4 separate regions of the Homo sapiens genome follow, and all the other regions are linked to region 4. Evidence: chromatin contacts called from ENCODE Hi-C or POLR2A ChIA-PET data. All regions are on one chromosome and are shown on one strand. Each heading gives the region's core, a stretch centred on a gene start or an enhancer-like site at or near the end of the contact. The rest is flanking DNA. Distances are from core to core; before and after follow the strand shown. Region 1 overlaps MED13L (mediator complex subunit 13L). Region 2 overlaps MED13L (mediator complex subunit 13L). Region 3 overlaps MED13L (mediator complex subunit 13L). Region 4 overlaps RNFT2 (ring finger protein, transmembrane 2).

The links. Hi-C counts contacts between places; a loop is a spot of excess contacts on that map. ChIA-PET counts read pairs that join two places held with the same protein, here RNA polymerase II (POLR2A). Pooled maps may share reads with other maps.
Region 1: a loop to region 4 is called in a pooled map, with 6 times the contacts of the local background. The contact joins two enhancer-like sites. A Hi-C loop is called at or near these places in 7 of 50 pooled maps. POLR2A ChIA-PET finds 5 or more read pairs at or near these places in 2 of 52 experiments (IMR-90 and T-cell).
Region 2: a loop to region 4 is called in a pooled map, with 4 times the contacts of the local background. The contact joins two enhancer-like sites. A Hi-C loop is called at or near these places in 2 of 50 pooled maps. POLR2A ChIA-PET finds 5 or more read pairs at or near these places in 3 of 52 experiments (A673, CD8-positive, alpha-beta T cell and activated T-cell).
Region 3: a loop to region 4 is called in a pooled map, with 3 times the contacts of the local background. The contact joins two enhancer-like sites. A Hi-C loop is called at or near these places in 1 of 50 pooled maps. POLR2A ChIA-PET finds 5 or more read pairs at or near these places in 2 of 52 experiments (CD8-positive, alpha-beta T cell and activated T-cell).

The regions. Positions count from the first base shown.
Region 1 is chr12:116,058,804-116,062,965 of GRCh38, reverse strand. All of the region lies in intron 4 of MED13L (mediator complex subunit 13L), which reads left to right. Among named protein-coding and RNA genes, the nearest start is that of MIR620, 88 kb to the left of the region's middle. Within about 2 kb of position 2,090, at least 7 of the 41 ENCODE cell types and tissues checked have a DNase peak (open chromatin) inside an H3K27ac peak, as active enhancers do.
Region 2 is chr12:116,194,131-116,198,334 of GRCh38, reverse strand. The region is part of intron 2 of MED13L (mediator complex subunit 13L); the gene reads left to right. Among named protein-coding and RNA genes, the nearest start is that of MIR620, 48 kb to the right of the region's middle. RefSeq lists a silencer at 857-1,151 and an enhancer at 857-1,151. Within about 2 kb of position 2,599, at least 3 of the 41 ENCODE cell types and tissues checked have a DNase peak (open chromatin) inside an H3K27ac peak, as active enhancers do.
Region 3 is chr12:116,170,408-116,174,146 of GRCh38, reverse strand. All of the region lies in intron 2 of MED13L (mediator complex subunit 13L), which reads left to right. Among named protein-coding and RNA genes, the nearest start is that of MIR620, 24 kb to the right of the region's middle. Within about 2 kb of position 1,731, at least 5 of the 41 ENCODE cell types and tissues checked have a DNase peak (open chromatin) inside an H3K27ac peak, as active enhancers do; they include CD8-positive, alpha-beta T cell, where a contact is called at or near this core.
Region 4 is chr12:116,817,325-116,821,082 of GRCh38, reverse strand. All of the region lies in intron 7 of RNFT2 (ring finger protein, transmembrane 2), which reads right to left. Among named protein-coding and RNA genes, the nearest start is that of HRK, 62 kb to the left of the region's middle. RefSeq lists a silencer at 1,351-1,710 and an enhancer at 1,911-1,960. Within about 2 kb of position 1,587, at least 40 of the 41 ENCODE cell types and tissues checked have a DNase peak (open chromatin) inside an H3K27ac peak, as active enhancers do; they include CD8-positive, alpha-beta T cell, where a contact is called at or near this core.

The sequences.
Region 1 (4,162 bases), core at 841-3,340, 760 kb after region 4:
AAGAAAGCAGCAAAGACACAAAAGCATCTCCACTTGGGTACAGGACATCTTGTACTTTACAGATTTGATTGGCATAGAGAAAGCAGCTTTCAGCCAGGGTCTGAAGACCTCTGGGACTCCATGTTGTGTGCTGGTCTGTGAGGCCATCTCAGTGAAAAAAGCTTTCACTCCAACCTGGGCCACTTTGGTGTTTTCCCCCTCTGTTTTAAAAATATACTGAGGCCGGGTGAGTTGGTCGGATCACAGGGTCAAGAGATCGAGACCATCCTGGCCAATATGGGGAAACCCTGTCTCTACTAAAAATACAAAAATTAGCTTGGTGTGGTGGCGCATGCCTATAGTGCCAGCTACTCAGGAGGATGAGACAGGAGAATCACTTGAACCCGGGAGGTGGAGGTTGCAGTGAGCCAAGATCGCGCCACTGCACACCAGCCTGGCAACAGAGTGAGTCTCCATCTCAAAAAAAAAAAAAAAAAACACAGAGAGAGAGAGAGAGACACTATTCTATTCATTTCCTATGAAGGTAATATTGTTCAATAGAAAACCAATAGAGGGAGGTTGAGGTGGGCAGATTGCTTGAGCTCAGGTGTTCGAGACAAGCCTGGCCAACATGGTGAAACACTGTCTCTACCAAAAATACAAAATATTAGCTGGTCTTGGTGATTCATGCCTATGGTCCCAGCTACTCTGTAGGTTGAGGTGGAAGGATCACTTGAGCCTGGGAGGTGGAGGTTGCAGTGAGCTGAGATTGCTCCACTGCACTCCAGCCTGGGTGTCAGAGCAAAATCCCATCTCAAAAAAACAAAAAACTGCACTACAGGCATGCACCACCATACCCAGAAAAAAGAAAATCAATAGAAGAGAATTGATTCAAGGTATTAATGTTAGCATGTGACTGTAATAGTTCATAATTTGGATTTCGGATAGAATTTTCCTTCCTTTTTTTTTTTTTTTTTTCGATGTGGAGTCTTGCTCTGTCTCCCAGGCTGGAGTGCAGCGGTGTGATCTCGGCTCACTGCAAGCTCTGCCTCCCGGGTTCACGCCATTCTCCTGCCTCAGCCTCCTGAGTAGCTGGGACTACAGGTGCCCGCCACCATGCCTGGCTAATTTTTTGTATTTTTAAGTAGAGATGTGGTTTCACTGTGTTAGCCAGGATGGTCTCGATCTCCTGACCTCATGATCAGCCTGCCTCGGCCTCCCAAAGTGCTGAGATTACAGGCGTGAGCCACTACGCCTGGCCTTGAATTTTCCTTTCTGATATGTTTTGTAACATGCTTATTTGAACTGTAAAATTTAAAATCTATTCCCAAACTCACATTAGGTAATTTGGGATGCGCATTGATGAAGGGATGATTTCATTCTGATTTGTGGTGGAGACTGTACTTAATTTTAGTAACTATCATGTCCTGAAGGTTATCACTTATTTTATCTTATTTTATGTTTATATATCTATGAGGTAGGCATTATTATCTTACTTTGTAGCATTGAAAACTGAAATACCGAGAAGTTAATTGACTTAAGGCAGCTTATAATAGGTAAGATGTAAACTCAGTTCTGCCTAATTGTATAACCCTCTGACATTGCCTTTCCTAGTGTTGAGAAATTGAGAATTTATTGTATACCTTAAAAATAAAAGATACATATTATTTGTAACTACTCTATATTTAAAAATAAAAATGCATCTGGATTTAAATACAACAATTTTATAATATGGAATTAAAAAAAACAGTTAATGTTTAGCTGTGAAAATAAACGAGTCTCATGACTTAAAAAAGAAAGTTAAATCTTGTCCTCTACCCACCCAGTTGCTTTAAAATAACTTAGAATGTTCTCAGTTAAAGATGAGAAAAGTAATCTATAGTCTTACTAAGTTAGTTTCCTGAGACCTCATATAGAAGCATTTAACTTAATGATCAGCTTGTTTATTGGCATGAGTGGAGTCTCAGAGATGGGAGGAGAAGAAGGCAGGAGATAGAAAATAAAAGAAGACACATATGCCCACATGCCATCATCTTGAGCTTTCAGTTTCTCATTTTAAAGATGATGCCATGTATGTGTCATAACTTCCTTCTCATCTCATTGCTTTCACTTCCATTTATCTTTAGTGAATTAATTTAGCAAAAGTCAAAGCTCCGTAAAGCAAGTATCTCGTGTGTGTGTGTGCTTAAGATAATAGTTGAACCTAAAATTTCCTTCCACAATACAGTCTAACAATTGGCATACATACTGTTGCTCTTAACATCTGAGACCTTAAAATATTTCTCCAATTTTTAATACTGTTTTTAACCCAAAGTAGTACTTTCAGTTAATTGTAATGTGAAAAAAGTGTACAGAATCATTGTCTTTATATTGTCTTTTGCAAATTTTTAGTTTTTTTTTTTTTTTTCCCTTGGAGTCTTGCTCTGTCGCCCAGGCTGGAGAGTTCAGTGGCATGATCTCGGCTCACTACAACCTCCACCTCCTGGGTTCAAGCAATATTCCTGCCTCAGCCTCCCGAGTAGCTGGGACTACAGGCACCCGCCACAGTGCCCGGCTAATTTTTTGTATGTTAATAGAGACGGGGTTTTACCGTGTTGCCCAGGCTGGTCTCAAACTCCTGACCTCAAGTGATCTGCCTGCCTCAGCCTCCCAAAGTGATAGTATTACCGGCGTGAGTTACCACGCCCGGCCTGTTTTTGTGAATTTTTCAAAATTAACTTTTTTTTTTTAATTTGAGGCTTATTAGAAATGTGTCTAATTCGAATAGAGTGGCAACTACTTGAGACAGTTTTAATGATCCAGAGAATGCTCCAGGCCCACAGAATGATGAGAGTGTCCTGGGCAGTGTTTTGTGATCCCTCCAGGAGCAATCTTGCGCTTAGTTTGCATTCCTCTCACAGTGTACACAGTCCAGCAGTGAAACTGCATACTGCACCTCTAGTATTAGAGGGTTTTTTTGCCCTGCAGTGTAGAAAAGACAAAGATTTTCCAAGCGTTTTCTTTAAGGGGTTCTATATCACAGTGATTTGTTTTGTTTCTTGTATATTTCAGTTTGTATTATGTAAAAAGTAATAGTGTATACATCAGATTTAAATAATAATTTAAAGCCTTTTTCTCCGTGCCTCCTTTATGTTTTTTACTCTTAATCCATTTTTCTTTTCCATCATTCTTCAAATATTAATTAAATTTAATAATTTATCTAAAAGCATATGTATTTAAAAATATATTTAAAAGCATAAAATACTTTTACAGTGTAAAAGAATTATGTAGGGTGGGTGTGGTGGCTCACACCTGTAATCCCAACACTTCAGGAGGCTGAGGCAGGCGGATCACCTGAGGTCAGGAGTTCGAGACCAGCCTGGCCAGCCTGGTGAAACCCCGTCTCTATTAAAAACACAAAAATTAGCTGGGCATGGTGGCGGGCGTCTGTAATCCCAGCTACTTGGGAGACTGACTCAGGAGAATTGCTTGAACCCGGGAGGCGGAGGTTGCAGTGAGCCAAGATCACACCCACTGCACTCCTGCCAAGGTGGTAAGAGGGAAACTCCTCACCAAAAAAAAAAAAAAAAGTACGGTATAATTTTTTACTGGAGGGTTATTGACAGTGAAATCAAGCTTGTTTAAGCAGGCCAGGCATGGTGGCTCATGCCTGTAATCTCAAAACTTTGGGAGGCCTAGGCAGGAGGATGGCTTGAGCCCAGGAGTTCAAGACCAGCCTGAGCAACACAATGAGACCCCATCTCTACAAACAATTAGCTGGGTGGGTTGGCACATGCCTGTAGTCCCAACCACTTGGGAGGCTCAGGTGGGAGGATTGCTTGAGTCTGGGAAGTTGAGGCTGCAGTGAGCCATGATCGCGTGACTGCACGCCATCCTGGGTGACAGAGCGAGACCCTGTCTTAACAAAAAAAAGAAAAATGTGTTTAAGCAGACTTGATGTACAGATGTAAACTTTCATTCCATTAAATCTATTACATATCAATGTATAAATGGAAACCTTTTTTTATGTGTTTTTCTTAAGCACAGTATCTTATTGCTTTATTAGTAAAGTGTACATATACTTGTACCATATTTTGACCTCTAATTAACATATTCATATTTTACATATATAGTCGTGAGTCAGTCTGCAAAAAGGCATGAAACACTAATGTTTTAGAATACTACTTGAGTGGGGTTGGAGAAT
Region 2 (4,204 bases), core at 1,350-3,849, 620 kb after region 4:
GTGTGTGGGATATGTTGAATACCCTTGGGTTGCTTGAAATAGAATTTTGTGTCAGCAGGGGAGAAAAAGGTAGGGTGAGGACAGCTTGTGATATAAGATGGATGGTACAGTTGAGACCTAAGCAGGAGGAAAAGATGAAATATTTTAAAAAGAATTTTTTTTTACATTGTAGTTCTCTGGTACTTAAAATATGTAATATATGCAGTAAAAATTATTGGGTTCTTGGTGTGTGGAAGGAAAGTAACAAATAACATCATGTTTTGGTTATCTGCCATACATAAGCACTATTGATGGTATTATTGTTAATGACTTTGTGCATTCATAGGTGTTTGCTAAATAAGTGTTCTCTGTAAAAATTTCTTTTCAATGGAAATTCTTGCTTTTATATGAACATGTTAAAATTCTTTTGGCTTTCTACAAAAGAAATGGATTGCTGGGTGATAAATGCCAATTTAAAATGTTACACTACTTTGATTAAAAAATCATAAAGAGTTGCTTTCTAATTTTCATGATTTTTAGCTAGCAGCTGGTGAGTAACTGCTTTTTTTTTTTCCTTTTTTTCTTTTTTTGAGACGGAGTTTCACTCTTATTGCCCAGGCTGGAGTGCAATGGCACAATCTCTGCTCACCACAACCTCCGAATCCTGGGTTCAATGATTCTCCTGCCTCAGCCTCCCGAGTAGCTGAAATTATAGGCATGCGCCACCATGTCCGGCTAATTTTGTATTTTTAGTAGAGATGGAGTTTCTCCATGTTGGTCAGGCTGGTCTTGAACTCCTGACCTCAGGTGATCCGCCCGCCTCGGCCTCCCAAAATGCTGGGATTACAGGGGTGAGCCACCACGCCTGGCCAAGTAACTGCTTTTGAAGCAGTTGGAGCTCCCATTTGTGTCCCAGAAGAACATCTTACTGATGAAAATAAAGTAGTGGTTGTGCTAAATGACTGAAGAATGGACAACGAGATAAAGCAGAGAACAGAGATAGAGTTCCTTATGGCAGTGGGCCAGAGTCCTACTGACATGTACAGATAACTAAAGAAAGCGTGTGCTGTGTATCTTGTGCTGTCAGATAGATGCTGACTGAACCGTGCTAGTTAGGGAGACCAGCCCTTCAGCCGAGTACACGGTTTCATCTTTGCAGTTAGGCTGCAGGACTGCTGCTGTATTTTCATCCACCGGAGCTTAATATAATTTTAAGGATTATGTGGGTGGAGGCTTAGACTAAAGTAAAGTGAGTGTGCTGTTTATCACCAGCAAAGAGTATGCTTTGTCTTGAGAGAGAGACACTGAACTGATGTTCTGTCTTATTGTTTGTGTTTTCAGACTTAATATGGTTACTGTTCAAACTACTATATATCTTTGAAAGATTCCCATTGATATGTATTCCCATCAAAAAGAATTACTAAGTATATAACTAGATATAAATGCCTTCAAATTTTGAAGACATGTCTGTCTAATGCTAAAATTAATGCACTTTTATTAATCTGATAGTGCCCCTAAAATACACAAAACTTTAACCAGCTGTATGTCTTAACTAGTTTAGATAAAACCATCAGATTCTTAAGCTATGTAGACACAGCTGGACCACCAAAAAGAGAGTTAAAATTTTATAATATAAATGCAGCCTAAATTATCAGCATTATTACTTTTCTATTTATTTTAAATTTGGAGAGAAAGGTTAAAAGATACTTCTGATTGAATAAATTGTGTTGATGGCAGTAGGTTTGCTTTTTGATTGTATATTTGGTTTTAGTTAACAAGAAATCCTGTTACTCAATTCTGTAATCTACTATTCTAGTACTCTTCTACCCCAATCACAAGTTTTATTGCCACCGTTTTGGAAAGAAAGCACTCTTATCTCATGTGTCATTTCTCTGGGTGTTAGAAACTGAATTTAAAGGACTATTAAGTTGCAGCCGAAGCCGAAGACTGGGCCAGTCAGACTTTTTTTTTTTTTGTTAATTGCACCTTACTTATTGGCCCTGTTTTCAATTTTGCTCTGTGGAAACACCCAGAGGACCTCTGTGGTGTTCTTGGGTAGCATGTATTCTGTACACAATTTGGCCCTCTAAAGTGAGGTCAACAGTAAAAAATATAATTTAAAAATTAAGCTAGATGAGTTCAACCAGTAATTTTTTTTCTTGCTACTTGAAAGTTAGATTATCCATTAGGTTATAATTTTCTTTGTTATGTTGTTGATCTGGATAATATATGATTCAGTGTAATTTTTTCTTTTCTCATTGCCTCTTTGCTTGTTCTGAAACTGCTGTTAAATATATCATTGAACCTTGTTTTCTGGCCTCCATAATATATCTTTAAAACTTCTTTGCCTCTGCAACTTTCTAGTTAAATTCTTCATTATTATTCTCTAGTTTATTAACTCCTTTTCAATTTTTACTGTTTACATTTTATCTCTTACTCAGTTTTTCATTTCCATTGCTTATTTTAAAATTATTTAAAACTTACTTTGAGTTAAAATATTCATTCTTTAGCTTTTAAATTCTTTTTCATTTCCACCTAGCCTTGTTTCACTTCTGCTTGTTGTGATTTTTTTTCCCTTTATAAAAGAAATTTTACTCTTTTATAAAGAGTAAAAGAGTGGCTCACGCCTGTAATCCCAGCACTTTGGGAGGCTGAGGTGGGTGGATCGCTTGAGGTCAGGAGTTCAAGACCAGCCTGGCCAACATGGCAAAATCCTGTCTCTACTGAAAATACAAAAATTAGCTGGTGTGGTAGCGCACACCTGTAATCTCAGCTACTTGGGAAGCTGAGGCAGGAGAATCGCTTTGAACCTGGGAGGCGGAGGTTGCAGTGAGCCGAGATTGTGCTACCCTAGCCTGGGTGACAGAGCCAGACTCTATCTCAAAAAAAGAAAAAAATTTTAAGCATACTATTTTCAGGCTTTTCTGTTTCTATTTTGTTTGAAGGGATTTTGTATTTCAGTTGCTGTGTTTTTATTCGTTTTCTTTATGTCATGGTACAGCTTTGACTGGGAAGTCCCCCCACTCCCCACAGTCCCTTCTAGTGGTTTTGCACGTATTCTTAACTGCTTCTCCCTGTTGCCCCCACCCCCACCAAGGTCTTAGATTGGCAGCAGAGGGCACTTGTCTCCCACTGATGGTAGATACACCTGCATCTTTGTTCCAGTTGGCCAGGCAGTGGGATAGTGTGGCTGAAGCCCTAGTATTCTCACTTTCCTAGGCACTCAGTTTCTGAGAAGACATACTTCCTGAAAGTCCACACAGCTTACTTACCCCCAGGCAGCTGTTAGTAGCAGTTTGTTTTCAGCCCAATTTCGGCCTCAGTCCCTTATCTTAGGTGGGCCACTTTTATTCCTGTTTCTATAGGATCTGAAACCTAGGCCTTCACTGGTTCCTTCTGAAACCAGAGCCTAGCAGCCCTATACCTTCTGCCCACTCTCTGTTACATATTTCTGTTTCATGGTGATGCTGGTCTTTTTTAGTTAGGTAGGTCTTTAAAATGTCTTCTCCAGGATTTTGCCTGTTGTTGCTTTGTATTTGAAACAGGGTGGGTTTTCAAAGCAATTTATGATGCCATCTTGATTGGAAGTTCCAGTAAATTAAAAAAATTATTTCTAGCTTATTATATTTCAGTCATATTTTATTTTTAACAAGCTTTTGATTTTTTAAACAATCTTGTGAATCTTTTCATATTCTCTAGAACATATAAATATTTCTCTTTATGCAGTTCAGCCAAAGTTTATTTAGCATTGTGGGCTTAATATTTTCGTGATGCTTTTGAATGTGGTTAAGGTGAATTTGATCAGATGGATTGAGGATTTGTAGATGAAGTAGTCCTGAATGATTTTTACTATGATTAGGAAATACCCTGTACTTAAAAAGAAGTAGGGGTGGCTGGGAGTGGTGGCTCATGCCTGTAATCCCAGCACTTTGGGAGGCGGAGGTGGGTGGCTCACCTGAGGTCGGGAGTTTGAGACCAGCCTGACCAACATGGAGAAACCCTGTCTCTACTAAAAATACAAAATTAGCTGGGCGTGGTGGTGCAAGTCTGTAATCCCAGCTACTCAGGAGGCTGAGGCAGGAGAATCGCTTAAACCCAGGAGGTGGAGGTTGCGACGAGCCGAGGTTGCACCATTGCACTCCAGGTTGGACAAAAAGAGCGAAACTCTGTCTCAAAAGAAAAAAAGAAGTAGGGGTGTGGGTATAGACAGGGTTATTTTTTTGTT
Region 3 (3,739 bases), core at 482-2,981, 650 kb after region 4:
TTGCCTGAAAATTTGGGGTTAAGTTTTTGAGTTTTTATTTTTATTGATTGATAGACACAGGGTCTTGCTCTGTAACCCAGACTAGAGTGCAGTGGCATGATCATAGCTCATTGCAGCCTTGGACTCTTGGATTCAAACAGTCCTCCTGCCTCAGCCTCCCAAGTAGTTGGGACTACAGTGCTATCACACTGGGCTAATTTTTACTTTTTTGTAGGGATGGGCATCTTGTTATGTTGCCCAGGCTGGTCTCAAACTCCTGGCCTCAAGGTGTCCTCTCGCCTTGGCCTCCCAAAGCTCAGATTTAACATACATGTTTGCACTGGGTTATCCTGGCTTTTCCATTCTTCTGTTTCTCCTTTATGGTGTAATATGAGAATATTTACCCAGTCGACCTTTCATGTGGATAGTCCTTTGTGCTCCTGATTCCTTATAAATTAAGGCAACTTATGTGAATTTCTCGTTTTGTTATCCAGCAAATGCATGCTCTGTAAGGCAGTTGAGGAAAGGAATTGCAGTATGTTAAACATCTCGGATTGAAATGCTTTTACCACTGTTGCAAGGAAAGGAGACAAGTTTAATAGAACTATAAAACAAAAATGTATAATTATTTTTCATTATAACACATTTTTCTTATGCTATAAAGTGCCCGTTTTATTGATTTATATACTGTCATCTTAAAATAAGACAGTCCTGTGCCTTATTAAAATACAGTAAGTCCTATCTATGTCCTTACCTTTGTCTCTGGATCACTGCAACATAGTTTCTTGAGTTTGTCTCTGTCTGTAATGGTTTTATATATATTGATACATGTGATAGTTTCATTTGAAGAAAACCTACAGTGCCATACCTGGTCAAGTTATATTTAGCCATTGAAGTTTTTATTTTAAAGTAGTAATGTCATTTTTTAAACATGAGAAAGGAGTTTTTGATTGAAAATATTTTATTCTTAAACCTATACTTTATGTCTTTTTTCCATGAGTGATAGTTTTTTTAGATTGATGATATAGAATCACCAATTTGGCAGACTTTTTTTTTTTTTTTCCTGAGTTGTTCTAGTGTGCCATGCACTTGTATCCTAAAATAAGCAAGGTGTATTTTCTGATCTGTTATTTCACAGTATGTAATGTCTTCTGTGACACATCTTAGCTCCTGGACTGGGAGTGACAACTTTTATCTGTTGTATAGCACGGAATAGTACTTGTTTTTTTTTTTTTTTTTTGTCTTAAATGGGTTGGAAGGGAACATAATGCTACAGTGTGGGAGTGCTTATTCCTTGCAAGACACTGTGGCAGGAAGGATGGAAACTAATCTGTATTGAGGACTTTGCTTGTACCAACCAGGTTATGAGGTTATTTTCATATATATAATCTCGATTATTCTTCACCGTAATGCTATGAAATATGCAATTTTCTGAGTCTGTCGCGATTCCCACAAATTGACAGATAAGTCATGCAGATGCAAAGTGAAAGCGTAAGGTCACTCATTTTTAAGTGGCAAAGAAGCTAGAACTGTAGGACTTTTTGCCTTCAACACTTTTCACTATGCTGTGTTGCCTGGAGGTACATGCTGTTAGCATTCCCGATGAAGTAACTAATGTGGAATAGAAAGAGACTTAAACTGTATAAAATATACTTGCATTTTCTGTAACCATTTACGGAAAACAGGAAGTTTCTCATTTCTAGAGAGTGAAACCTGGAAGAGGCAGTCCTTTCAGATAGTCTGAGATATATGGCCAAAAAAATATCTGCGGCAGTGACATAGCAGGCTACCTGGAACAATGCAGTGGCAGTTTGACGTGACCTTTCTCAGTATAGCTAGCTGGGGTGAATCATATGCTAGTGTTCTCATCTGGTTGAATTTTTTACATCCGGAAATGTGATTCTTTCATTTTATAAAAGAACTCTTGGGTTCTTTTTTAGAGTCATTGATTAGAAGTAAGCAGTTATGTAGAATTTTAACTTATATGAAATAGGAGTGTGTTACATAGGGTGTGTGTTAGGGGATTATATACCTAAGTGGATCTTCATTGAGTTGTTTGAACCAGAATGATGAGCTGCAGTTTTAGGTCACTGGGCTCTCCCTGTAGTTTTATCTTATTCAATACTTGCTGATTAGAAGCAATAACAAAAGTCTTAGATAATGAGAAAGAAGTCATTTATAAAATCTTCATGAAGTTGATTAAAAAAGCTGAGAGGGACAGCGAGTATTTATGGTAGACCCAAATTTCCCAAAGATTATCATTAGTCTGTGTATGTCAGAAACTGGGCAGAATTTAATACGAATACATGTGAAGTCCTGCATTGAGGTTTTTAAAAAAATTGGTTGGTAGATATTGAAGGGGGAAATAGGGCTTCTCAGTACTGTGAGTGGAAAAGAGCTGGATGTTTTGGTATGTGACTAATAAAGCTAACATGGTATCGAGGCTATGTTACAGAAGGATTGTACCCAGATCAGGAAAATTAATGGTTTCAGTTGCCTTTATCTTCATCAGAGATATCTGGAGTGTTGTGCTCATTTTAGAAAGCTTTGTTTTAAGAAGGACTTAAAAAACTGGAGCCATTGCAAGAGGAAGGTGGTTGGGATGGGGCTAAATCAGAGGATTCTGTAAATGAGGAATGGTTAAAGCAACTGGATTTGTTTAGCCTAGAGAGGAAAAAAAGTGTTGGATTTTTGGAGACCTATAAAATAGTTTCCACTGTAGGCAGAAATTTATTTCATGTTATTCCATAAGAAGAAGATGTAAGTTGTAGGTGAAGTATTTAACTCCATATAAAGATTTTGAGCTGGCTGCATAAATCCATTGCCTTCCCAGGTAGGGAGCCCCTATCTTTGCAGCTGAAAGAAATCTCTGTGATGAAAAAGCCATGTGGCTGTTCCAGGCATCACTTTCCAGTGGGCAGATTTCTGTTTGTTTGATACTCCCTTGACAAACGTTAGGCCAGCAGTTTTCAAAGTATGGTCTGCAACCATCAAGGGAGTAGGGTTGTGGGGTGGGTCTTTTCGACCGTTTCGGGAGATCCCACAAGTCAAAAAAACTATTTTTATAAAATATGAAGACATTATTTGCCTTTTTCAACTTTGTTGACATTTGTACTGATGATGCAAAAGCAATTAGGGATAAAACTGCTGGTGGTGCCTTAGCACGAATCAAGGCAGTAACAGCAAACAACTCTGGTAGTTGTATTCTTCAGAAGACAAAACCTTAGATTTTCCTTAAGAATGTCTGTGATGAAAGAGTAAAAATTTGTCAGGTGCTGCAGCTCATGCCCTGTAATCCCAGCACTCTGGGAGGCTGAGGCGTGTGGATCAGTTGAGGTCAGGAGTTCGAGACCATCCTGGCTAACATGCTGAAACCCCATCTGTAATAAAAATACAAAAATTAGCCAGGCATGGTGGCGGGCACCTGTAATCCCAGCTACTCAGGAGGCTTAGGCCCAAGAATTACCTGAACCTGGGACGTGGAGGTTGCAGTGAGCCAAGATCGCACCACTGTACCCTAGCCTGGGCAACAGAGTGACTCTTAAAAAAAAAAAAAAAACAAAAAAAAAAGTAAAAATGATTACTTGTGTGAAATTTTGACCCTTTAATACATGTCTTTTTAATGTTCTATGAGAGAAAATGGCAGGTATACATGAATCACTTCCCTTGTGTCAAGGGAAAGCTTTCGTGCAATTATTTGAGTTTTGCATTGACCAGCTACTTCTTAAGATGGAGCATCATACTTGAGAGAATGACTGAT
Region 4 (3,758 bases), core at 338-2,837:
AAGCGCTTACCAGGGGCCAGGAACGGCACACCAATTGCTCCTCTTGTAGGTAGTTATGACGCGTTCCCATTTCTTAGATGAGAAAGCTCAAACACAGAGGCAGGGGAGGGAAGAACAGAGTGGGAGACCCAGCAAGTGAGAGGATTACAAGAGGAAAGAGAGAAGGACTAGGGCTGGCTTCTAGTTTAGTGATGAGTTTCTCGGTTGAACACTTAGTACCTGCAGGCTGTCCCCAGACTCTGACAATCCCAGGAGATGGACACTGAAATTATTTGCCCCTGTTAACTGGTGAGGAGAGAGAGGCTCAAAGAGGCAGGGTATGTTGTTCGAAGTTGCTAGACAGTGGTGGAGCCGGGATTTAAATCCAGCCTGATTTTCCAGAGTGGCTTTGTGCCACTCTGAGAAACAGAGAAAGGGAGACCCTAGGAGACCTTAGGAGATAAAGTAAGATGTGGGAGAAAGAGAAAGAAAAGATACAAGCTATGGGGGTAGAGAGGGAAGGATAACTGAAGGATGATAAAATTCAGAATAATGGGTACCCCTGGTGGGGGAAGTGAGGACACAGGAACTTTCCAGATGCCGGAAATGTTCCATATCCACCACAGCCAATCCAGTAACCACTGGTCACATGTCGCTATGGAGCACTTGAAATGTGGCTATTCTGAATTGAGATGTACTGAAAGTCTAAAATACACAGGGATAGCTGGGCATGGTGGCTCACACCTATAAACCCAGAACTACGGGAGGCCGAGGCAGGAGGACCCCTTGAGACCAGGAATTCGAGACCAGACTGGGAAACATAATGAAATCCTGTCTCTACAAAAACTAGCCAGGCATGATGGCGCACGCCTGTAGACCCAGCTACTCGGGAGGCTGAGGCAGGAGGATGACCTGAGCCCAGGGAAGTCGAGGCTGCAGTAAGCATGATCGTACTTCTACACTCCAGCCTGGGAGACACAGTAAGACTGTCTTTAAAAACAAACAAACAAACAAACAATATCCCTTAAAAGCAAAAGAAACAAGGAATTTCAAAGTCTTAGAAAAACAACAAAAGGTAAAATATCTCATTAAAAATTTTATGTTGATTACATGTTGAAATAATATTTTGGACACATTAGGCTAAATAAAATATAGTATTAAAATTAAAGTCACCTGTTCCTTTCTAGTTGTTTAACGTGACTACTAGAACATTTAAAATCGTCTGTGTGACTACTCTTATATTTCTGTCGGACAGCTTTGTTGATACTTTGATCTGAGTGATTACATATGTTTGTAAAAATCCACTGAGCTTTATAATTAGGGCACTCCACAGTATGTAAGTTATGCCTCAATACAAAAGAAAAAGGAAAAAAGGCAAGAGAAGGGCGAGCCAGGATGGAAAGAAGCGCAGCAGGTAGGAGGCGGGGCCAGCGGGGCGGGGCTGGTGGCCGCGCGTTGCCTGGCAACGGGTGCTGCCGGTGACGTCACCACCCGGCGGCAGCCATTAATCCCCCTCCTGGCGGCGCGGGCTGGCCCGGCCGCCTGCCTCCTCCTCCCCCGGGCCCGGATGAGATCACCGCGTCGGGCGGCCGGCTGTCCCCGCGCTCCCAACAAATCGACTCCTCGGCGAGCGCCGGCATCTCATGATCTCATGGCCCCGCGGGACGGCGCCGGCCGATGAGGTCACAGCCCCGCGCCCCGGGCCGCCCCGCTCTGCGCGCCGCCGGCTCCGGGTCTGGCCTCCGGGCGTCCCGCGCCGGTACCAGGCCCCCGAGCCTGAGGCTCTTAGCCCTTCGCGGACAAAGGAGATCTCAGTTTGCGAAGGGCAAAGCTGCCTTTTCCATCCTTTTGACGCATCTTTGCGCGTCCACTCCCCGCTCTCTTATTTGGACATTTCACCCCGAAGACCCCTTGTCCAGCAGGGAGTGACCTCATCAGCTCCCCTAAACTTGAAGTCAGGGGCCATGCGACGCGGCTTGCCTGCAGGATTTCACAGCCACTGAGTGAAGGAAGTTGTGGAGCTGTGTCTTACAGACGAAGAAACGGGATCAGAGGGATAAAGGAATCTGCCCCAGATTACCCACGTAGGGAAGGGTGGCGCAGGAACCCGGACCTCCATGATGTGAATGAGCCCTTTGACAGCCTTTTTCTTCTCCTTACCTGTACCCCAAACCTCTGCACCTTTACCCCAGTTCCTCCTTGCTCTGGTGTAAACAGTGGTAACGGTCCCACTTGCGGCGTGCCCCCGCAATGCTGGGTCCTGTTCCACATGACAGACCACTGTAGAGGAATTATACGGACCATTTTACAGATGAGAACACAAGGCTCGGAGAGGTCAAGTTACTTGCTGCAGAACTGGGACTTGTACCCAGGTGACTTGACTCTACAGCAGAGCCTTTCAATTACTCGACACCACCTTCCCCAGAAAAAGAGGAAGGCTTCCGAATGTTGACAGTGGACGATACACCCTCCCTTCTCTCTCCGACAGGGTCGCCATCAAACCCAGTTGAAGAGGGTCCAGTGAGAGCCTATTAGAGGCTTCACAACTCACTTGCCAGCAGCAGATTTCTCCCATCGCTTAGAGACTGCTCACTCACACCACTCCTCAGAAGACCTCCAGCAACATACACAGCCAGGAACGACAGGAAGGAAGGGACATGACATTTACTGAACGGCAGTGCTGAACCAGGCACTGAGCCAGGGCCTGTTACTAAGGGCAAAGCTGGGAGGGATATTACCAGCCCAGGTTTGCAGACGAAAAAGCGGATTTTTTTTTTTTTTTTGAGATAGGGCCTCACTGTCACCCAGGCTGGAGTGCAGTGGTGCGATCTCAGCTCACTGCAGCCTTGAGTTCCTGGGCTCAAGCGAGCCTCCCCTCTCAGCCCCACGAGTAGCTGGGACCACAGGTGTGTGCCACCATGCCCCAGATAATTTTTTAAAGACTTTTTTTGTAGAGAGGGGGTCTCCCCTGTGTTGCCCAGGCTGGTAAATATTTTTTAAAACCAAAGTCAGATGTCAAGGAAGTACAAGTTTCAGCTCAAATGTCCATCCCACAGAGAAAGCCCTTTCCCGTTTCCCTAAACGAATTCTCCATGAATTGTTTTTATTTGTCTCTAGTGCTTGTTGAAACTTGAAGTTCTATATTTGCGTGTTGATATAGTTTAATGGTGATTTCCCCCAATGAAATGAGAGCAGGGACTCTGTTTTGGTCTGTTTCTTTCATTTATCATCTTATCCCCAACACCTTCGCAGTGCCTGTCATAATATGACACTGAAATATTTTTGGAGTAAATGCAAAGAATTGGTGGCTTAGGATGGTGAGCAGTGCTGCTCAAAACTCAGGTTTGTTTGAGTGTAAAGTGTGGTCTTACTCCATACTTTCTAGGAAGTTCAAAAGCCCCTTGCTACATATACTTTACTTACAGTGAAGTCCCTGTGGTGCTTTTCAGAGCCTATTAATTCTTAAGTGTACTACAGTAGTGACAAGTTTGGCATTCTGGTTTCCCAATCAGTAGTGTCCTCTGTTGGTAGCTGAGAGGAGAGGAAAATCAGAGGAACTGAGTAGGAAATTAGGCGTGGAAGGGACAAGGTTATACAGCTTATGCTCTCACCTTTAATAACAGCAAGGAAGAAGACGTAAAAACTACAAAAATCAGGCTGGTGCAGTGGCTCATGCCTGTAATCCCAGCACTTTGGGAGGTTGAGGCATGAGGATTGCTAGAGGCCAGGAGTTTGAGACTAGCCTGGGAGACATCATGAGACCTCCTGTCTCTATTTAA